Linked DNA regions of Mus musculus: regions 1 and 2 are each linked to region 3. Evidence: chromatin loops called from intact Hi-C (ENCODE). Cell type or tissue: heart. All regions are shown on one strand.

Region 1 (8,000 bases), 100 kb after region 3:
CACCAGAGATAACCTGCTTGCTCCACCTCGACTGGGAGTTGCCCCAGCAACCGCTCTGATAGAAGCTTGGATGATCACATGGGGAAGGCCAGGAGGTGGCGAGATTAATATAGAATAGGGTTAAAAGGTGGGGGAAGCAGGAAGAAGCCTTTGGGAGATGGTGTGGGCATAAGCAAGATCAAGTAGGTTATCACATTGATTGGAGAGCTGGCCTTGTTTAGATAGGACACGGGGACCAGGTAGACACGGGCATCTCTGTTGTCACAAACCCACAGTCTCTGTTCCCTTTTTGTTTTGTTTTTTTTCATCCACGGTCTTCCAGGTCACACAGGCAGCTCAGGTGGCTGAGTCGCAGGTGGCTGCTGAGCAGTAATTTTGATTTTCTGCCAGTTTCCAGGCAGGAAAGGGGTAGCTAACACTACCTTATTTGAGCGTTTGCTGTGGAATCAATTGCAGAAGGATGTTTATTCCACATTTATGACAGTTGGGAGCCGTCTTCCAAGACTGCATGATGGATAATGACTGTGGGGCTCTGTATTTAGCACATGAATCATGTCTGTCACGTGAGCTGTACCTCCCTTTGCTTCTTTGCTTGCACACACACACACACACACACACACACACACACAGAGAGAGAGAAATTGGGAGCAGGTGAACAGGGGGTTCTTGTTTCCAGATATCACAGAGAGATACAAAGGCCTAGAAAGAAATAACATACCACTGTACAATTTCACAGGACACCAACATCCCCCTTCCTATCTGCCTGGGTAGTCATGGCTGGAGCCCTCTACCTCCTTCCTCATCGATACCTGCTATCTGTTGTTCAGTCTTCCCATGTAGCTTGTCTGGAACACTATTTGGGGTTCAGGAAGCAGAGGTTAGAAAAACCTCTGGATGTTCATGGCCTCCCGTGACTAGAGTTGATCTGCTTTTGAGATTTACTTAAAATTGATTCTGAGTCCCCATGCTCCTAGCATTGTAAGGAGCATCCGGTCAGCTCCACCGCAGAGCCACTCAGCTGGGGTACCTGCTTGTCCTGACTTTAATTCTTGCTTCCATTTCCTTCAAAAGCAGTGGTTCTCAACTCATGGGTGGAGACCCCTTTGAGGGTTGAACCACCCTTTTACAGGGTTCCATATCAGATACCCTGCATATCAGATATTTACATTGTGATTCATAGCAGTAGCAAAATTACAGTCATGAAGTAGCAACAGAATAATTTTATGGGTGAGGTTCACTACAATGTGAGGAACTGTATTAAAGGGTCGCAGCGTGAAGAAGGCTGAGTACCACTGCTCCAGGGTATACTGTCACCTTAACACACACACACACCACACACACAGACATACACATGCACACACACACATACACACCTCATACACATACATACATACATACATACACACACATACACACCACATACACATACACACACACCACACACACACACCATTCACACATACACACACTATACACACACACACACCACACACATACACTCACATACACACATACACACACACACACACACACACCACACACACATACACTCACATACACACATACACACATACACGCACACACACACCACACACACACACACACACACACACACACACACCTGTGCACATATGCACCTACCTGCTGGGCAGCCCCAGATCCCATCTTATCTTCTTTCTCCAATGGCTGCCACCCCCAGGTTCTGTGTTGAGCAGACACTTACGATGAGATGAAGTAACAGAAAGAAGAGACACTGATACACAGCTCAGGAAACAACTTCAGATTGAATATTGGGCATTCCAGTTCAAAACCCCCCTTAAGGGCTGGAAATACTGCTCAGTAGGTGCCTGCTGCCAAGCCTAACAGCCACAGTTCTGTACTCAGGACCCATGTGGCAGGAGACAGCTGACCCCACAAGTTGTCCTCTGACCTCCACACTATGCCATGCATGTGTGTGCTCACACAAACACATTAAATAAACAAATGTAATTTTTAAAATGATATAATTGACATATGTTAATATGCTGGAGAGATGGCTCAGTGGTTAAGAGCACTGACTGCTCTTCCATAGGTCCAGAGTTCAAATTCCAGCAACCACATGATAGCTCACAACCATCTGTAATGAGATCTAATGCCCTCTTCTGGTGTGTCTGAAGACAGCTACAGTGTACTAATATATAATAAATAAATCTTTAAAAAATAATAATTATTATTATAATATAATTACATCATTCCTCCCTTTCTTTGGCTTCCCCCAAACACTCTCATATACTCCACCTTACTCTCTTTTAAATTCATGGCCTCTATTTTCATTGATTGTTAAAATATGCATGCATCTATGTATACATATGCATATATACTCCTAAATATGACCGGCTCAGTGTGTATGATGCTACTTTATGTATGTTTTCAGGGCTGACCATTGGATGTCATTGGATAACCAATTGGTGTGCTCCTCCTCCCTGGGGAAGGCTGCTTCTCCCACCCTCAGCGTTCCTCAGTTGCCTGTAGCTCTTTGTGTAGGTTGGGGTCTCGCGGGCTTTTCCCTATCCACTTGGCATGTCTACAGTTGGTGTTCTGGTTCCCCTCATCTTTGGGCTCTCCTGTTGGTGAAACTTTACGGGTATACTTTCTGACATTGCTACAGACAGCCTCGCAGCAAACTCTCCTTGGGCCACAGTCTGAAGTCTGCATGGTGTCTTCAGAAATAGGGATTTGCCTTTCCCATCTTGGGGCACAGCCAGGAGCGATGACAATAGTTTGTGTGGCTTGTGAGTCTCTTGGACAACACCATTCAAAAGCTCAAGAGAAGGCTTCCTATGTGAGGACTGGAGGTTTTATTGGGTGGTCTTTAGTTCTCAGGGGCTCATTGTCCACCCAAAGAAGAACATTTTCCTTGTATTATCTATGTATATTAATACGCAGGCTTGTGTGTGATGTTAGGTGGGGCTTTAGGGGAACAGTTAATATAATGACTCATGATTTTCTCAGACATCCTTCCTCTTATTTACTCTCTTCTTCCTCATTTATCTCCCTACCCTTCCTAATCTGAGCCCACCCCTCCCCCACCACTTCCTTGAGCAGATCACTTGTACCCTTCTTAGTCCCCGCTACTGTTCCCAACCCCCTACACTTAAACAGTTTTAAGTCCCCTTGAGCCCTTGCTGCCACCAGAAGGATTTCACTGAGAGTCCTTCCTCCTTCCTTAGTCACCTCCTGTGGTCGCTTGAATGACAATGGTTCCCCAAGGGCTCACAGGAAGTGGCACTATTAGGGGTGTGGCCTTGTTAGAGGAAGTGTGTCAATGGAGGTGGGCTTGGAGGTTTTAGATGTAGCAAGGCCCAGGAGCTCGCTCTCTCTTCCTACTCTCTTCCTCAACCTCTCCTGCTCTCTTCCCTAATCAAAATCCCCACCCGAAAGCTCCCATACACTAATTACGTACAACAACCTAAGTGCTCCTGCTCCTTCAACGCGCCAAGAGCCAGGCCCTTCACGGGCCCAGATAACCACCAGAGTACTCTGCCAACACACTGTGCTAGAGAATGCCTCGACGAACTCATTCAAATCAAAGTTTTAGAGATCGGGAGAGATGGTTTAGTCGGTAAAGTATTTAAGGATTGCATTTTCATTTTCATTTATTTTTATAATTACATTATGGCTCCAAACTCAATAACTGAAAGTAGATTCTGTGGAGCTTTTGAATGTATTCACAGATTCTCTAATGCACCTTCAAAAGAGGGCCGGACTGGGAAGATAGCTCTCTAGGAAAAGGGTCTGGTTATGTGCATAAGGGCCTGATTATGAGCCTAGAACCCAGATTTTTAAAAAGGTGGGTGTGGCTTAAAAATCCCGTGGCTGGGGAGGCAGAGGCAGGAAGATCCCTGGAGTTCACTGGCCACCTAGCAAGCCTAGCATATACAGTGAGCTCTAGAATTGTAAGGAACCCTGTCTCAAATGATAAAAGGTGGGTGAGGGGACTGATGGGGGCAGGGGAGGACAGGACAGCACCTGAAGAATGACACCCAAGGTTGACATCTGGCCTACATCTGCACCTGCTCACATGCACGTTTTAAGTTCACTTCTTTAAAAATTCCTATCTCACTTTAGTGCTCAGCAACCGCCTGCGGCTGGTGACCAGTGTCCGGGACAGTGTAGACAGCAGAAGGTTCTGCAGGACAGCACATAGCTAAACCTAAAAGGCACTTTCTCCTCCTTCTTTCTTAGCATCTCCTGCAGCCCGCTGCAGTGAAAGGCTCTTTCCACCACTGGGACTTTTATATTTAATTCTGTCAGCTCTTTCCAGTGGGCAGAACCTTTGGGGAGCCTCAAGTTCAGATCTCGGGGCAGGTATTCTGGTCCTTTCCACTCGGGAAAATGCTGGTTAGTGATGAGGGAGTTGGGGGTGGATAGAAGGTATGTAGAGGCAGCATGCTAAGACTGTAGAAGTTGACTTTTGTCGCCACCTATCACTTTAAAAACCTTAAGAACGATTCTTTTACTTGGTTTCAATCCCTAACTGGAACGATTCTGCTTGGGTTCAGTCCTCAATTGGAATCACTGAAAAGGATCCTTCAGGGATGTTTTCCAAAGGGAAAGACTGATGCTCTGCTGTGACCAATGTAATTTTTGCTTCTGCTGGCACGATACAGCGCTCCCTCCCGAAAGAGGGATGAGGTCTCCTCTGAGGACACCCACAGTGCAAAGACACGCGTGGGGAAGAGCTCTGATTACTGCCCAGTACCAGCTGCTACCTCCCTCTGCTCCTTTCCTCAGATGCTCAGGTCAGGTTCTGCTTGGGAAGATCAGTGTTTCTGTTGTCAGAAGCCCAAGCTGACCCATTTCCCTAGGCTCCCAGGGGAGGCCAAGACTCAGTGATGGCGCCATCTGCTGACTGGTTCTCGTGTTGCAGCCCTAGGCCGCTGCCTCAACATCACCTAGGAACTTGCTCAAGATGCTGGTGCTCTGACTCCACTCCAGACTTTATGAGCCGAAAGCTGAAGATGGATGATCCTGGCTGCCGCACCTCCACTAGCAATTCGGACGAGCCTAATGTTCACTAAAGCTTGGGAATCACAGACCTAGTGGATACAATACCACCATTTATCCATTCAAGTCAAGAATTAATAATAAACATTTACATAATGATACAAAAGAGAGCCGAATAGACACATAGGCGCACACACATGAGTCTACACATAAATGCACATGGAGTATACAATGGCTTGCTTCGCCTATGTCTGAGAAATAAGGGCAGGACCTTCCTTATTTTAGGCTGAAGACGGGCCCAGGACCACACACCTGGGAAACAGCTACATCAGATTTTTGCATGTCAAGGCCTGGGCATCTTCACCTTCCCATTCCCTTAACTTTGTCTAGAGGCAATCTGAGAGAAGCAATTCCTAAATCAGCATTTCCTTTTCCTCGATAACCCTAGCTTGGGCCACTAGCATGTCTTGAGTGTCTTGAGTTAAATGTTTGCAGACATGAACTGAATGCTCTAATAAACATTTTGCATTTCTCCAGGCTAGGTTGTCCTTGAGATGGGCAAATTAACAGATGAACCCCCCCCATCAAAGATCAAACTACATAAGATTGCCAGCAACTTCTTGAGAACAACTGTATTAATATCAGTCTATTATCCGTAAGTGTGACAAAGTACTTGGATAAATCAATTTCAAGGAGAAACGGTTTGTTTTGACTGCTGATGTCAGAGGTCTCTGTCCAGGGGCTCTGGACTACTTTGTTTTGGCCCTGTGGTATAGCAGAACAAATTACAAGGAAATGTGTGGTGAAGCAAAATGGCTCATCCCACAGTGAACAGAAGACAAAGGGAAGGAGAGGAAAGGTCCACACACCTACTTCCTCCAAGGAGACCTCTCCCCTAAAGTTCCCACCACCTCCCAATAACACCATCAAATTAGGACCCCACCATGGGATAATGCATCCACGTGTTCAGAGGACTGCTGACTGACTTGATAAATCTGTTTTCTTACATAACTCGGGACCTGCACTCCTCACAGTAAGCTTGGCCCTCCCACATCAACCATTAATCAAGAAAATGCCCCCACAAATGTCTAGAGGCAATCTGAGAGAAGCAATTCCTAAATCAGCAGTTCCCTCTCCTCGATGGCCCCAGCTTGGGCCACCAGCATGTGTCTTGAGTTAAATGTTTGCAGACATGACCTGAATGCTCGAATAAACATTTTGCATTTCTCCAAAGTCTGGTAATTGGAAGGTAGAAAGGAAAAGAACAGCACTCCCCGCTCCTCCCAGCAGTCAGTGCAATGGAATTCTGTTGTCATCTTCTCTAGTGCCGGTGGTACCTTGTGGATTGCTGATCCAACTCCCAACTTTTACCCACCTCCCTCTCTGGGTCAATACATCCCTTATGATCCTTACCCAAGTGCTGCCGAGTTACTCCTCAGAGGGCCTTTGCTGGTTATTACCACTCTATCCAGTGTGCCTCACTGACTGAGGTTCAAAACCTGGTTGCAACCATCCCAGCCGTAGAGGCACAAATGGATCTGAAAGGTCTGCTTGGTTGTTCAGTTGCCTCCAGTCACTTCCAAGTAATTTTGTAATTTACAGTCAAATCTACCAATCCTAAGTGGTTGTCCATCTCATACTTGTGAATCAGCACATTTGCTTTCCTTATGAAAATCCATATGAAGAACAACCTTGGACCACTTGGTGAGGTATAGTCTGAGCAAGTGTGGTGCATGGTGGGATTGGAGCGCGTTAAGGTGTTTGATCCAGGTATCCTCATTCATAGTGCAGGAAACACACCAATGATGGATCAGATCACATGCAGGGACAGCTCACATAAGAGTTTGTGGCTTCCTCTACCTGGGTCAGAGATGGGGCATAGGTTTGTGTGTCCTTTCATTTCATAGGTCCTTGCATCGAGGCAGCCAGGCTTCAACTTAAATCCCAATGTCTTTTGGTCTCCTTTATTAGAGTTGTCCCCTCCCGAGATTATATTCACAGGTCTCTCAAGGCAGTTTCATGAGTAGAAAGTCATCTCATATACTCTGTGCAGATTCTTAAGTTACTACAATAAGACAAGGGCTCCTTTTCCCATCACTGCCCAATGTCAAAGGTGCACTATGTGTTCTGGGAGTCTACTTTCAACCCTCTCAGCTTCCTGTAATTCCTCACATCCTTTCCTGACCTTTGCCTGACACTGAGAGGGACCCTTCCAATCTGTTCACGTCATCACCTCTCCCATGAGCTGTGCCTTTCTCATTCATCTTCGCCCCAGAGGCTAGCATCATTCCTAGAAATCATTACAAATTAAATCAATGCTTGTTAGATGCATGGAAAGTTCTGGTCTTTTTCAGGTCAATACATCTGCAGTATTAAAAAGATTCAACGCCATCACTTTATAATTTCAAGACCCTCAACTAACCACATGATTGCTTTGCTTTCTGCCTCACTGGACATTAAGTTCACCAGACATTAAGAGAGTCCTTCCTCCCTCCATTCTTGATCCAAAAGGACCTCACAAAGTATTTGATCACTGCTATGAACTGGTGTCTATCCATCCATCCATCAGCCAGTCTGTCCAGCGTGCAGGTTGCATGGAATTATGCCTCATCTTTTCTCTGCCTTCATTAAGGTAATAAGACAGAAAAGCTTCAAAGCATTTTTTAAATAAAAACATGTTTTTCTGGTCCCATCCTGTCCAAGTTTTTCTGATTGAAAACAGAGGAAGAAAAGTCTTGTCTGGGAAATAACTTCCTGAATGGCTGGTGGCTGATTTGCTTCGATGCTTCGGTTAGCCATTTATTGTTTGTGCCAAGACATTTTAACTCTACGTTCATTTATCGTAAAGGAGAGGAAGGAACATATGCCGTGGCATATGTGTGCGTGTCAGAGGACACCTTCCAGGAATCGGTTCTCTTCTTCCACCATGTGGGTTCCAGGAATTGAACTCAGGTTGGCAAGCTTGGCAACAAGTGCCTTTACCCACTGAGCCATCTCTCTGCCCCTACTCCCAC
Region 2 (8,000 bases), 150 kb before region 3:
AAAAATAAAAGAGAATATAATTAGTTAGGGAAGAGACGATAGAAGTGGTATTCCTTCCCCCTGGGGTGAAGGTAACACAGACAGCGGAGGGTGGGCAGGGAGAAGGAATCCAAATGCAGCTGAATGCTTCCCATGTCGATGCTCAGGAGGGTCCTCCTTTCACAAGACAGCTCCAGAAAGGAGGCCCAGGGAGCAATCCATGCTGGAAGCCCCCACCACAGCTTGGGGCGATTGGAGAGGCAGGCAGTGGCAGCACTAGCTAGCGCTCAACCAGAAGGGAGTCAGAGCCCCATCGCCAGGTCCTACTGATGGGGAGGTGGGATACGTGGTAGGCATCCAAATCCTAGTCCCCCAGTGGGTTTTGACTAGAAGCAGAGTAGACACAGAGCCAAACACAGCCTCTTGCTCCAGATCATCTCCCCTGTCAAAGGCAGGGTAGAATGTTTTGGTGAAGGGGGAAGAAGGGGCTTTCTTAAAAGTCACACTATACTCTCAGCTAGAAGGTGAGCAAATTCCTTCTATCCCAACAACCGACTGACCTAACTAATAGCTAACTAATGGTTGAGGAAGAAAGTGGAATTGTGTCATCTCTAAAGGATTCTTCCAAGCCATGGTGTTATATACAACTTGGTACTCATGAAATCACATTCTGTCGCAGCTCTATGGTTGAGGAATACTCATACTGATCTCCCCATGGGATCTGAAACTTTCTAGTGAAAGAAGGGGAACGGCTTGATTGTGTTGTGTCTGTCTCCAAGCTCTACTCATGAGCATTCTGCCCTGATGTTAGAAACGTTGCCAACGGGTCAAAGCCTCAACGAGATACCAGAGGTATGGAGCCTATACATAGTCAGCCACTTAGAGCTTGTGTCAAAGAGCCAGCTAATAAACGCACAGCTGGGCAACCGCTGTGTCAGCTAGTAAGGTGTGCGTGTGTGCATGTGACAGGATGGAGGCGACTATGAACCAGGGATCTGTGACTGTGACCACAATGATGACCAGATGATCATGTGATCTCCTTCTCATCACCAGCTTCTTCCTTTGAATCAGAAACCTGCCTGACACCTTGACCCTCTACCCTGACAGTCAGCACAGTGGCCAGAGATAGGGCGTGCAAGGGGCACAGGCATGTATATGCTTTTCCCTCGCACAGATTCCACTGGTCGGTCTGACTAAGATAGCAGGCAGCAACACAGGCACTCAGTTACCCTCTGCTAGGAACTCTTTGTGGTCATTCCTCAAAAGGAATGGTGGTTTCATCTAGAAAGCACAGTCTTTTACCACAGTGGCCTCCAGAACTTGAAGACCAAACCCACATAGCCAAGACTATGTCATCATAGAATAGGAATTGCTACCTTATAGGAAAGAATTCTGGGCCAGAACATTCCCACCTAAGTAGTTCAGCTAAGTCTATTCATGCCTGGAAAGGGTGGGGGGAGCGAAAAAGTTATACCTAGCTGGACCGTCATTTCTATAGCTCTTTTTGGGTGTTCACAATGGCAACTGACTCTAGGACCACCAAAATGGGGTTGTGTTAATTTCACATCATGATGAGCACGAGTATACTCTTGCAGCTACCGACCAAGCTATCTATCCACAGTTAGCTTGTACTGCACTAACCCTGAGCAGGCTAGTCACCTGCTTCCCAGCGGAGGAAAATCTCTCTCAACTGAGCCCAAGCACTTTAGTTCTTGGAACTTTTGTATACAACTGTTGGAGGAAAAGGGTCACTGGGAACAGGATCCGTTGTGATCCTCAAACACGGTGCCTGCCCTCTCTCCCCACGTAGACGGAAGTAGATCTTCCCTTTCTCTGCACTGACATGGAGATGCTAGTTCCTTCAGAAACTACTTGACACAAACAGCTTCAGAATCCCAAGACCTTTCGGTTAGGAACACCTGTCCCATCTCTAACTAGCTCTGTGGTACCTTTATAGCTAATATTCATTATCTTATAAAGTGAGGATATAAGAAAGGATGCCCTTTTTTTTCCCTTAATTTTATTTATTTAATATATGAGTGATCTGCTGCATATACATCCCCCTGCCTGAAGAGGGCATCAGATCCCCCTATAGATGGTTGTGAGCCATCATGTGGATGCTGGGAATTGAACTCAGGATCTCTGGAAGAGCAGTCAGTGCTCCTACCCACTGGGCCATCTCGCCAGTCCCGAAAGGATGTCTTAAGTACTAAAAGAAATGAGAAAGGAACCCTGTAGAGTAAGAACTTCGGAGGCTATGCCGCTGACCATATCCCTACACAACTCCTTCTCTGCCAGCACTGAGGCACCTCAGAGACATATACACTTACATGTTCGGTGAGATTACATTAGCCCTCAAGAATACCCAGCAGGAAGGAGTTTCTAACCTTTGACCTGCCTTTCTGGGCTGAGTGTTAAAGGGACCTCCTGTGAAGGAGGTTCTCAGAGAGGCTTAAGGCCCAAGAGGGTGACAGAGGCACAGACAGACAGATCAGAGACTGCCTACCATTGTAAATTCATTGCTATGCCCCTACCTGGAGGAGAGGGCTAGAGCTCAAGAAGGCACAGAACTAGGGAGCCTGTATCAGATGGGTAAGGGAGTGGGGTGAAAGCACAGAGCTGTTAAGAAGCAGGATGGAGGGTTGGTGAGACGGCTCAGTGGTTAAGAGCACTGACTACTCTTCCAAAGGTCCTGAGTTCAAATCCCAGCAACCACATGGTGGCTGACAACCATCCGTAACAAGATCTGATGCCCTCTTCTGGTGTGTCTGAAGACAGCTACATTGTACTTACATATAGTAAATAAATAAATCTTTAAAAAAAAAAAAGAAGCAGGATGGAGCTGGAGGAGGAGAAGGGCCTGGAGGACTTGTTTTGGGTCTCTGTGGCCTTTTCTACAAGGAATCAGACAAGTGAGAACCAGACAGAATGCAAGGCTCCTAGAAACATACCCAGACTACCTTAGAGCAGTTTCCAGCCCTCGCATCGAAAAGCATCTCCTAGAACAAAGGCTTGAGGTGTCTGGAAAGCGAGCTGATGAGGGGGAAGGGGGAAGGGGGAAAGGGGAAGGGAGACTGGGACCAGGAGCTCTACATTAAGCATAAACTGGAGCCGGGAGGCAAAAAAAAAATCAAAACAAAACAAAACAATGTCTTACTTTGATCAGATTAAGTCTGTCATACTGGAAAAAAAAACCACAAAAATTAGAATTCAAACAAACAAATAAACAAACGAACAAAAAGGTGAAAGGTCACAGCACCGGGCACCGCCAAGCACCAACAGAGAGCTAAGCTGCGCGGCAGAAGCCAAGCACTGAGTGGCCCTATCTACTTGGCAGGCCTGCAAGGGCAGAGAGCAAGCAGCTCTCCGGAGCTGGAGGGGGCAGGAAAGCATGTCCTGGCTCCCCCTAGTGGCCACAGGCCATCACTACTGAGTGCAGCTTGACTGTGGCCCAAATGCACTGGTTTCTGGGAGTGACGGTCAGCCCTGAGGTCTGTAGCTCCCTACTCTAAGCGGGGAGAAAGAATCAGCCTCTACCCCTGAAACTGTGATGAGGAAGGTGAAGCCTTAATGATTTCCTGTCCCTAACAAACAAAAAAATGGAGGTCAGCAAGGGGGGGGGGGGAGACACCGTGAAGCCTCTTTGCAGGAGGTGGTTATGGGTGGCCCAGCTATAGTTGTAGTGAGAACAGTTCTAGCTCACAGAGCTTCCACGCAGCTCTACCTGGCCACCTTGAAAGGATGCGCCTAGGGGAAGCAGGTTTAGACGCTTTGGCCGTACCCCTGCAGCACCTGCGTGCAGTCCAGTCACGGGGCCCTGCATTGAACCCTTTTCCCATGGTGACTCTGGTGTAGATCCTCTGCGGTCTACGTGTCTTACACTCGCATGTTCCAGGGTGACTACGGTGGATCCCCAGTGCAGTTGTGCAATGTGGTCCTTCCTTGTCAGGCTGTCAGTAAGCACGGTGCTGCTCCTGGAATGAGCTAGGCTTGGAGGAAAGAGCTGCACACTTCACCTGAGGACGGGAAAGACTAAAGACTCAGCAGCTGTGGTGAGGAGGAGTAACCTGGTACCCACATCCAAGCTGGGTTCTCCTTCTCCCAGATGAGCCTGGAGCCTTCTGGTACACACTTCAACTAAGGCAGAGGGGCGGGCACTGGCGTAGCGACAAAAGGTCTTGTACAACTCCTGTCCCCAGCTATCAGGCATGCCGGAACCTGCCCAGCCTCCTACACCCACAGAGGACTCCCACTGGCTTCCTCACTCCAGGCTGCCGCCCCCCACCCCCCACTGGCAATAGGCACATAAAATACTGAGAGTCACAGGTCTGCCTCTGAAGGGCACAGTGGGAAGGCTTGGCTGTGGAGCTTCTTGTTCTTGCATCCATTGGAAGTGGATAGTGGTGTGCCACCGTCCTCCCTGAGGACACTCACAGACCCTGTTGTAAGTTGTCTCTCTGACTGAAGTTGGCACTTCTTCCCAACAATCGACTTCCTGGGCCCTACTGCCTTGCGACCAACTGCTCACCACTGAGCTCACCACTGGAGATCCGAGGGCCCTGGGTAGAGGCTGGCACGTCTCCCTCCCTAGAGCCTGGTGGGTACTGTCAGTCATCACCCTCCAAGGTTCTGGTACTGTACCTTCTTTAATCAAAACCCAGGTCTCTAAGCACACTGTGAATGAGTACCAGAGCGGTACAAGCAAGTCGCAGCGGGTGCCCTGCCAGGTAGCTCTCAGGGGTGGAGGAAAAGATGAACTAGGCAGATCTCATCAAGGTCTTTCCTCACTTCTGCCAGGGAGGCCACCGTTACCCATCCAAGGGTCACATGAAACAACAGAGTGACTGAGTGGAGGCTCCACGCCCACAGGGACGGAACTACCTCCTGCAGGACTCTGCGTTTTACAAAGTGCCACGCAAGGAGGGAGACACATTCCCACTAGTGGTAGTGTTTGAGAAGCAGGCAGACTCGGGAAGGGGATGGGGTGCAGGTGGAGTGGGGTGGGAGGTGGAGTCTTTTCTCTGTTGTCAGGTGCAGTGGGCGTGGTCCCTCAGTGACTTCCAAGCCAGCCTGCCAAGGGGTGGGGGTGGGGAACAGTGGGTTCAGCCCTTCTGGGAAAGGGACCAAGCAGGACATATGGGCAGAATTGGCAGGGGTAGAAGGAGGGATGCTGAGCACTACAGACAATTCAATACTAGAGGGGAGATTAAAAGACAGAGACAAAAGATGGCTTACTTTTGAGAGGCGCTTGTGAGACTAAGACCATGCATGCAAAGGTGTTTGGAAAACAGTGGGGAGAAGAGGAAGAACAAGAAATCAAAAGACAAGTTCAAGTGGGGTTTCTCCCAAGCCTCCCGAGGGGTCCCCTTTCTCAAGCCCTGCGACTCCCGTTGGTTTAGGAGCACCTGAGTAGAGGCACCTCTTGATTGCCAGAGGCCTGGGGATCGAAGGAGAACTCTGGGGAACCTTAACCATGTGAGGGAGGCCTCTATGCTAATCCTTGGATCAGGAGCCCAAGACAAGCTTGAGAGGGAAGGAAAAGTCCTGTGACTATCCTCTCTGCAAGATGAGTAGGGCATGGGCTGGGACAAAGGTAAGGCGGGGTGATGGCCAAGGAGGAGGTTAAAAATAGCCCTCCGGAAGCTTCCCTGAACTCGCTCTTCCTGGCAATACACTTGTCCCAAATAACGTTCCTTTGCCAGTTCAAAGGGCCAAATTTAACGAAGGATTATAAAGGCGACACCTCCTGCTCACCAGAGCTTCCTCCATATCTCAAGGGTCTTGAAGTTCCTTAGATGCTTACCGAGAGATGGGGAGCGGGGTGGAGAAGGGGCGCATGACTCGGGACCCTCCCTGAATGATTAACCAGGAATCAATTCATCAAGAGTCTCCCCTGCTGACGCTGACCTGTCCTGACTTCATCACATAGACACGGGGCTGTTCGGTCACATGAGTACCCAGTAGCTTCCTGCGACCAGCTAACAAAGGCTGCCAAGTCCCCAGCATCGTCTGCTCACCTTGGAATTTTTACCACCGCTCCGACCAGACTGTGAGGAGCAACTGCGTTGCACACCCTGCTCCGGGGTGGACGGGGACTTGTCCGAGGAGTGATCTGAGCCCTTCTCCACCATGGTGTCTCCGTCCTGGTTCTGTGGTGTTGGTGAGCGGGACCGCTTCCGGAGGATGGGAGAGCAGGCTGGCGTGCTGCGGTTGGAGTTACTGGCAGTGCTGCAGGGGCAGATGGAGACGGGGAATGAGATGGAGAGGGAAGAGGAAGGAAGGAAGGAAGGCTGTGAGTGACGGTCGGCCACAGACCCATGCAAAGGAGCCAGCTCAGGGAGCCCAGGCAACAGGCTGAGGAGACAACCCAGCTAGGGACTTGCTGCACTGTAATGCTGCTACTGACCAGCAGGGGGCAGTAGTGCCGGTGTGAAAAGGGAACTGGGACTAGAAACAAGCAGTCAAGTATTTAAATATTCACCCATCCAATCCTGTTTGAGCTTTAACTACATGTAGAAAGCTATTAGGGAAGATGATTTAGACCCTGAAAGAATCTCTCAATGCCACCAGTTCATTTTATACATGCTTTGTTTCAACACTTGCCCATAGTGACAACAACTCCGCTTTTCAAAGCATTCACATATATATTATTTCATAGGCATGTCTTTTACAAATTACGACGTTATTTTATCTTGCATGTATGTGTGCAGGCATGCATGTACCATGGGCATGCCTGTGGATGTCAGAGGGCAACTTGCCAGAGTCTGTTTCCTCCTTCCACAGTGTGAGTCCTGCAGAATGAACTCAGGCCACACTGGCTTGGCCATCTCGCTGGCACAGGTACCATGTGCCAGGACATTCAGTTGAGTTAATAACGGCCACTATCCTTCCATTTCATTTAAAAGATGAAGCTAAATGCCAGATAGAGAGGAGAAAGTGACCCAGGGCTAGCCTCAGAGTTTGCTACAGATGTAAGTCACTCATAGCAGCCTGGTAAGTTATGTTGCTGGTCTACGGGGGGGGGGGGGGGTTGTTCTCATACCTCCTACCCAAAATTCACCTCTAAAAAGTTCCTTGTACTTCCCATGGCACTAAATCCAGTTATACCGAGGCATTCAATCTGTTAATACAGTAAAGACCGAAACTTAGCTTGTGTTTTCAATAGAATAGAAGAGGTGAAGAGAAAAGGGTGGAGAGGAAAGAATGAACTCAGTTTGTTCTGTTTTCAGAGAACAGAGAAATCAAAGAGCTGGGCAGGGAGGGAAGAATCCTCAGAAAGAGACAGTGGAAATGGGAAGGGACATCCTGGGAGATTACATGGCCCCAGACCAAGGTGACAGGAGGGGCAGGATCCTGCCCACCTGCTCAGGAGCCAGACTAACTCAGGAAGCCTTTGTGCCATACCACATTCTGGCCTTGCCTCGGGACAGTGACATTTACATGAAGATCTAGCTGTAACCTCAGATGCTCCATGGAGACATTTGTAAAGAGTACCATGCCCTACCGCCTGGATAAACTCAATACAGAGAGAGCATCCAGCAGCCCATCCAGTATCATTGGGGAGGGGGAAGAGGTAGAGTGTGAATCTGTATGGAGTGGGGCCGGGAGCTCTGCACATGACCTCCACTATGTGTACATGCACAGATGCACATACCACGCCGCACACGTGGGGATTAGAGGACAGCTTTAGGGAGGTAGTTCTCTCCTTCCACCATGTGGGTCCCAGGGATCGAACTCTGGTCGATCCCTGGGACCCACATGGTGGAAGCTTGGGAGCAAGCACCTCTGCCCATTGAGCCATCTCTCTCTGCTCCACTGGATCTTCTCAGGCTGCCCAAACTGGAATTTAGTTCTCCAATGTGTTCTTCACCTCTGTGCCCACTCTTGCATCTGTCACTGAGTGAGTCCCCTCTGCCACCAGCCCTGCTCACAGAGACCTCTGCCTATTCCTTGCCCTTCTCCAAAGGCACCGTCATTGCTCAGAAGTGGTATCTGCCATTTCAGCCTACTCCATCCTACTC
Region 3 (8,000 bases):
TGTAATCCCTGAACTCCAGATGTGAGATGGGAGGCAGCAACAGGAGAATCACTCAGAAGTTCACAGCCCAGCACGCCTGGAATATACAATGCAGCACCAGAAATAAGAGAGACCCTGCCTCAGAAATGTGGAAGGTGAGCTGACTCCTGAAATATGTTCTCTGGCTTCCACAGATGTTGCATGACATTTGTACATCTGTGTGAATTTGGGCACATGTGCTTAGAATTTTTTTTGAAGAAATATCATGGTTGTTTAACACTAGTCCATTTGCTATTTATTTAAACAGTTAATGGTTACTTTTGAATATATGTACTGAAAATGTACATACACACATATATTTACAACATTGGGTATCTATATATGGCATATGTATAAATGGTTTATATATAAATAAACCATATATAAATACGGATATATGGTTTATGTATAAAATGTGAAAACATGTATATACCTGTCTAAAAAAATAAATGATTTTTATGTTGTATTATGTAGTATTCTTAGCTTCATTTGTTTATAATAATTCTTTTTAATATAATAGAATACTTACCCTAAAAAATATCAAAATCAAACTCATTTCTTACCTGAAAATGATGCATGCATGCACATGGTCTGCTGAGTGTGTCTGACCCTCTGGAGGAACACAAGTTAGGTCAGTCACTGCAAACTTACACCTGCCACCACAAAACCAAACAGCAAATCTAGGCACCGAAAGCCATTGTCTTCCTCAGAGGTTTAACTATTATAGATTGGTTACAGATGTTTATTATAACTTCCTCATGCCATAAACCAGAGTAGGTGCTGGGCCTTCAGTGAACACGTAAAAGAGACAGGATGTTCAAGTTCATTTAAATCCCAGGCAGTGGGATAGCCAGAACAGTTACAACAGGCATTATAGGGCTTCCTTTAGCTTTCTCAATAAACTCTAAGGTTGACATGAAGACTGGGATGAAAGGGATAGATTCTTTGCACCACGCCCCGCTTTTTTCCAGACAGGGTTTCTCTGTATAGGCCCGGCTGTCCTGGAACTCACATTGTAAACCAGGCTGGCCTCGAACTCAGAAAACCGCCTGCCTCTGCCTCCCGAGTGCTGGGATTAAAGGCATGCGCCACCGTACCCGGCAAGTGGAACACTTCTATACACTGTTATTTATAACTGTGATAGACTCTTATGAGCAGAAAAGTTAAGTCTTGCCTGTAAGCCACTCAGTAACCAAGGAGAAGAACAAGGACCTCGCTCACATATGACGTCTAAGGACACACTCTCTATTCTCGTTCTGGCACCACAGCCTCCTTAAACATAGAGTATGAGCTGTCTACGGACCAGTTCTCTATTCTTGTTCTGGCACCGCAGCCTCCTTCATCATAGACTGTTATTTCACTTTGCCAGCATCTTCTCCTAGATCTTCTTTGCCCTTCCTCAATTCCAGTTAAGCATGAGCTGTTCTGACTTTGAAGAAGAGGAGTAGCAGGTATTCTGATGTAGGTCACAACTGCCATGATCCAGTGACTCTGGCAATAGCAGCAGGCTGGCCTTGGGCCTGCTGCTCACCTAGTATCTTGTCATCATTCCCAGGTGGAACACTGGTGGGAAATCTGGGAACAGCTGATTTTATGCTAAATGATTTGATTCTGCAATGTCTCTCTGGGTTCTGGGTGGCTGGACTACTTCTCCCTCTTTCTCTTTCTCCTTCTCTTCCTCCTCCTCCTCCTTCCCCTTCCTCTTCCCCCTTTTCCCCTTCCCCTTCTCCTTCTTCTTCCTCTTCTTCTCCTTCTTCCTCTTCTTCTCTTTCTTCCTCCTCTTCTCTTTCTTCCTCCTCTTCTCTTTCCTCCTCCTCTTCTCTTTCCTCCTCCTCCTCCTCTCCCTCTTCTTCTATCCTACCTAACATGGTTACTTCTCAATATCACCTTCATTTCTTTCTCCCCACTTCTATCCATAAAGACTTCCCACCTCACCCACAACCTTATTCTGCTTCTATGAGTTCCTTTTTCCTTATTCCCAAACCTTCCAGGTCTGGTCTCTGACTTCATGATCTTTTTGGCTATTATCTCCCAGCGCTGCTTCAGATCAGACAAGTTTGGCAGAGTCCAGCGGGAAGGCTGTGGGTGGTGAGGGTAAACTCTTTCTAAACTGTATCTTTCGATAGTAATTCTTAGCTACTTAAATGTATGCAAACCACTCAACACCTTTTGGAGAGAACACCAGAAACTTGTTAAAGACAAGAGCAAAAAGACATGGGTCTGTTTGCCGTGTCTGTCTATCTGTCTATTTTTATGGTGCTGGGAATTGAATTCAAAGACCTTCACGTGCTAAAGAGCCAAATACTGTATCAGGTTCATTCCCGGGTGCTCACAGCTTCCATTGTTGGAGCTCATGGATGTTCCCACCAAACACAAGCTGTGTTAAATGACACCCTTCTGGGCTCTGGGAGTGCAAAGAAGAGGGTTCCCACAGGCTGCTCTTTCCTTAGAAAGCAGTGAGATACAAGACATTCTTTCACACACTCAGCTACTCTGTGGATTCGATTCAGAAGCCCCTAATTTTATTGCCAAATCTGCAGCATCATAATCAGCAGCCTGTGGAACAGACAGCTTCTTTTCCCCTTTGGGTTTGACTGGGTCATTGACTTTAGACACAACAGAGCCTTAGAACTTCTTCTCAGTCTTGCTTATTGGCCTTGATCTTCAGAATAAACACTGGATGCTACTGCTTTCCATCTCCTACATGGCTCACATAGTGGCCAGGGGACTCAAGGTCGGCACAGCTCTTTTAGCTACCAAAGCCTTGGCCTTGGCTTTGGAGGAGTAGGAGGGTCCTTGTTCACCTCAGGTGCCATCTTGTTGAAAAGTACAATACTACAATACTGATTTTAGCTTAGCCTAGACCTCAGTCTACACAACTGATGATAGCTTCCATAGAAGCAAACGACTACTTGTAAAGACACCACACAGTGCTAGCAAAATCCCAATTGTTTTCTGCACTGTTTTAATGTCTCATACTATTATTATTCCTGGTGTTCTGGGGGCGATACAGTCTTAATATCAAAGAGACACTGGGAAAACTTGGGATTACAATGGTGAACCCATTCCTCTAAGCTGATCTAATAGAACAGAGACTCCTGGCTCAGAATTCCACAGGAGGCTACAGCTTCAGTCCCTGCCACTTTTCCAAAGCTTATCTGCAGTCGAACTAAATTTAGGCTCACAAAGAGACCACCATACCAACGGAAGAGTCTTAACAAGGCAATTCTTACTCCTGATAAAGAGGGTGTATTCCTGAAGAGCAAGCACAAGCTGCCATATCTATACGGTGGAATCCATGAAGTCATACCATGTGACAGGTCTCACGTGAGAGGTTTATTCTGGGAAGGGGCAAAGGGAACAGAGGCTGCTTCTGGGTGGAGAAAATGGGGAGGGAAGGAGGTGAAATAGGGTGAGGGGCTTCTATTAGGGGATGTAGGGGATGCTTGTGCATACGCAGGGGGAGGCCATGTGACATGAGGCAACAGCAGAAACGTGTCACCTCTACAGCTAGTATGATGTGCCCCGCAGTTGCTGGGCCCCTTGAGTTTGCTGTGGAACTGTCTGACAGCTAACACAAACCACCTAAGACAGGACATGCACTTGGTTTTGAATTCTAAGGAAGATGAGGACTGTGTCTTTTTCCCATTGGCTGGAGCACAAATTCGCAATCTCATTAGATTGGCTAAGATGAGAAGAATTGGCAGTGGAGGAAAAGAAAAATGACTCACGGCTCCAAGGAGAAAAAGCTTCCAGCCATCAAATTCCTAGAACAGTGTAGAGGGCTTTTGAGTAAACAAAGCTTTCACTGGGTGGGGCAGACTAAAACCTTTTCAAGGCTTACAAGGTGGAGGAAACAAAAGGTTTTAATTCTTTGTCCTAAATACAAGTTTTAATGGTATTTGGTAGGAAAAACTCATGTGTGATATTTCTTACAGCAGCAACACCAAAGGCCACCTCCTCAAATCCCATCCACATATCTCCACATATCACATATCATCCACATATCTCCACAATGCCTCCCCTGAACTGGTCAAGATAGCAACCTTGACTCCCAGACTTTGCACCTCAGGAAACGCATTCATGGTTCAGAATTGTGTGGGGATAACCTTAGGGGATAACAAGCCATTTGTCTGTTGAAGAACCAAGACTCGGAGTCTCCAGAAGGTGACGGTTCTGCTTTGTGGAAGGCTCTGTTCCCAGAGACCAGTCCAACCTTGATGTACCCATGTCCCTTGAACATGCATTAAATACAGCAACATACCTGCATGTCTAATTTCGAAAGCTGAGAAGGAGGTGCTAGGGTCAGCTTACTTATTTCCCTGTCGTTCTGGGAGCTCTGGTCTAACCCAACATGTGTGCAAAAGACTGTAAACCAGTCAGTCATATTGACAACTGCCCAGATGTGACAGAAAGGGTCTGATACCTGGTGGTGTAGAAGATGGGTTCTTACTGCCCTCTGCTGGCCAGGATGACCCCAGATGTCTCTGCACCCACGGTTCTTCCAGAGTTCAGCTTGGGCGCCTCAGAACCAAATGCAGATCTCACAGACCATACTCTTTTCCAGACATCACTCCTGGGTCTGCAGGCCAGGAAAATGTCACCCTAGTCATAAAATTCCCAGAGGGTGTTTGTCTGACAGTAGATTAGTATGTCAAGAAGCTAAAAAAGACTTTTAAAGTGAGCGTGGATAGCTTTCCAGTGACAGATCTATATGTTCAATAGCTTCAGGAGATGGAGGGAGACACTATTTAAAGAAAATAATAATGGAATGTTTATATGTCCAATGGCTTGGGATTTTCAGGTCAGGTCACGTACAGAGCACAAAAGACCCCCTGAAGTGTCACATTGTCGGCTCTCTATGGATATATCTACACTGGATGGAGTTGAAAAGATCAGGACACAAACTAGTAAGTTAAAAAAAAAACTATAACGCTCCTCTTGTGTGCGTAGGATTATTCTTGATATGTTGGGAGAAGGAGGGACATTACAACAGGAAGCTTCAAGGTAGAGACACCACAAGTTTTATCCCATAGTTGACTCCCTAGCATCAGGACCAGTGTCTGCCATATCAGTATATACTCAATGAATGAATGAGCTGAGGTTTAAGGAGAACATACTTTTATGAGAAATATTAGTGTATTTCTATAGCATGATGATATATGGTGTTTACTCTGGAGAGAGGTCATCTCTTCCATTGACAACCCTATGAGGGAGGTCGAATTCTTACTCACCTTAAACGTTATGGAGCCGAGGGCCTAGAAGGAGCTTATTAACTCATTGTTCTGGTTCTCTTCATTCACCCCACATACAGGAAAATAAGGCTCAGTCAGAGAGATTAAGGTCCCAGTTACACAACAGCACAGACCACAGGACGTCCAAATCTTTATCCCTACTACTTTATTTTTATTACATCTATTTCTGCATGTGTGCTTTTGTGTGTCTAGGTCAGACCGAACTCATGTGTTCAAACTTGATGACAAGCCTTTGCCTGCTGGATCGTCTCATCATGTGTACCCCTAAGACTTTCTGCAGAGCAACATTATTTAGTTTTTTGACTGTGAACCTCGATCTAAAACACAATACAACCACTGTACATCCTGATGCTAACCCCCCCCCCCCACACACACAATGCCCAAAGAATCTAGTGAAACACTCATTTTCCCATGTAATCCATCCTGGCCTGTTGTGTATTCTATTATTTTGTTTCTATGATATTCTAATCACAATGTGGTAAATAGATTTTGCAATCACAAATTTAAAAAAAAAACTACACTATAGTTTCTTGCATATAATACAGTCTATACCTGTACAAAAGAGTCTTCCAGACTCCTCTGACAATGAGGAAGGACTTGGGTGATCAGCCTCTTGAGGAGTCTTAGCACAAAAATACTGGTGTAAGCAATACCTACTGCTATAAAGTTTCATTTCACTCCTAAGAGTCCTATCCACACAGCCATCCTTACTGCTCCAGAGAGTAACCACAACAGTGTGCTTCAAACATAGACCAGAGTCACCATCCCTGTCCTTGGGGCTCTGAATCCAGTTGGTTCTTATCTCCCGCTGGCCTTTCTCCATCCGATCAAAAACTTTTGTGGGGAGGAGAGAAGGGATAGCTGCAAGAAGAGCAGAGGGGACAGGAAGAGAAGGGGGTGGGTCCAAGGCCATCTGTCTGTCATGAGAGTGAATTTCCACTATTATCTTTTACCCTGACTTCTGTTAAATTCTGCCCCCTCCCCCACGTTAATGCAGTGGAGAGGGGTTTCTTGGCTAGGGCTCTTCTAGATGAACGGCTGGAGCTTTCAAACTGGAGTTGAGTTCCTACTGTCCTGCTGAGATCAGGGCAGAACTTGGCAGGAGGGGATATTGTGGTGGCCAGAGTCTAACAACACAGCAACAAAGGCACATCTCCCCTTCCTCCCCAATACCAAGCAAAGCATCCACATTGCCAGCTCCACGTTGGAGCAGTCCAAATGGATGCCTCCCCATCCCTCACCAATGAGTCTAGCCAGGCTGCAAGGCAGGGAAGTGAAGACAAAGAGCTGGGACTGGGGAGGGAGGATGAACAATGACTTGGAGATTGGCTGCTCTTTGTCTCAAGAACAATTTTTGGTTCTGAATCTCCGGTTCTGTTCCTGAAAGAGTCGAGTGCACGCAGAAGACAGGAGAGCCCCCAGCTAACTCAATCTCTACTACCAACGTACCCTGTGATCCCCTGTGATCGTGGCTTAGTGAATTAACTCTGTGACTCTCATTGTGGTGTGGTTTGGGGGTCTGTTACTTAGCTTCTTTGGCTCTAAGTTATTGTACTTTGGGATGAGATGGAAGCCTAGATTTTCAGCACTCAAGAAGCTGGGAAGACATACTGAGTCTGAGGTCGGCATTGGCTCCAAAGCAAAACTATCAAAAATGAAACACATTAAAAAAAATTTTTTTAAATCAACTGAAAAAAAATGGTTGTTTTCTTGTACTGACTACATACTTGGGCCATAGTAGTTGAGAAAAAGCATCTGCTTTGAAAGGTATTCTAACGAAGTAACTATAGACCATCACCGTTTTGCAACATTCAGTAAGCTAGCAGTCAAGACCTTGAGTTCCAAAGACCACTCACATCTCAAAACAGAAAGACAAGCAAGCAGGGTGTGTTTCCTGGTGAGAGAACACAGCACCCTCCCACAAGCCTGATGAAAAGATCCACGTTCTGCCCCCAGTGATCAATTTGCAGGAGACAAGCAGGACAGAGAAGACGAGAAGGTGATTCAGCACTGAGACACAGCGCAGAATGTACTCCTATGTTTGTGTGACTTAAAGAGAAGGCTACAAGATAAGTACATACAAGAGGCTGGTGAAATGTGTCGAGTTTCTATTTAAAGGGGAAGACTACACAAAAAGGCTGACAGTCATGGTGGATGATAAAGAAAAATAAGGAAATCATTGCTTGGTAAAGAGATCCATTCCTTTTATGGAGCATTAGAAGCTGTGACTAAAGCAGGTTGAGGGGACTTCTGACAGCGCTGGCAACTTTGTTTCCTGTGTCATTTCCTGTGTCTACATTTTATTTAACAATAGAAAGGCTTTAAAACTTGAGTGATGCCGAGTGGTGGTGGCACACGACTTTAATCCCAGCACTTGGGAGGCAGAGGCAGGCAAATTTCTGAGTTCGAGGCCAGCCTGGTCTACAAAGTGAGTTCCAGGACAGACAGGGCTATACAGAGAAACCCTGTCTCGAAAAAACCAAAACCAAAACCAAAACCAAAACCAAAACCAAAACCAAAACCAAAACCAAAACCAAAACCAAACAAACAAAAAAACTGAGTGAGGAGGACTGGGAATGTAATTTAGTGTAGAGCATTTGCTTAGCAGGTGTGAGACTATAGGACTGGTTCCTTGAAAACACACACACACACACACACACACACACACACACACACACACACACACACGTTGTATGCCTCAAATACCTTCAATAAAAGAGCTAGAGT

Evidence for each region. A loop is a pair of places that touch in the nucleus more often than their neighbours do. Peaks named below come from ENCODE experiments on the same cell type or tissue, not always from the same donor. Only the 100,000 strongest peaks of a DNase experiment are listed, where the experiment ranks them.
Region 1: a loop joins it to region 3, with 2.4 times the contacts of the local background. A loop is called at or near these places in 7 of 42 quality-filtered maps.
Region 2: it touches region 3 in a loop (4-fold over the local background); 6 of 42 quality-filtered maps call a loop at or near these places.

The regions. Positions count from the first base shown.
Region 1 is chr9:40,578,908-40,586,907 of GRCm38, forward strand. No RefSeq gene overlaps it. Among named protein-coding and RNA genes, the nearest start is that of Gm48277, 25 kb to the left of the region's middle. In heart, a CTCF peak has its summit at 4,890 (motif pointing left); DNase peaks (open chromatin) are centred at 3,144 and 4,884.
Region 2 is chr9:40,327,449-40,335,448 of GRCm38, forward strand. It overlaps Gramd1b (GRAM domain containing 1B), which reads right to left. Exons shown (of 20, transcript NM_172768.2): 3 at 5,997-6,207. 1700110K17Rik (RIKEN cDNA 1700110K17 gene) reads left to right here and starts at 6,024. Exons shown (of 3, transcript NR_040728.1): 1 at 6,024-6,139. In heart, CTCF peaks have their summits at 2,061 (motif pointing right), 3,392 (motif pointing left) and 6,385 (motif pointing right); DNase peaks (open chromatin) are centred at 3,333, 4,993, 6,063 and 6,133; H3K27ac peaks cover 326 bases; H3K27me3 peaks cover 404 bases.
Region 3 is chr9:40,475,054-40,483,053 of GRCm38, forward strand. It overlaps a transcript of Gramd1b not described here. Among named protein-coding and RNA genes, the nearest start is that of Gramd1b, 23 kb to the left of the region's middle. In heart, a CTCF peak has its summit at 4,485 (motif pointing left); a DNase peak (open chromatin) is centred at 4,478; H3K27ac peaks cover 2,744 bases.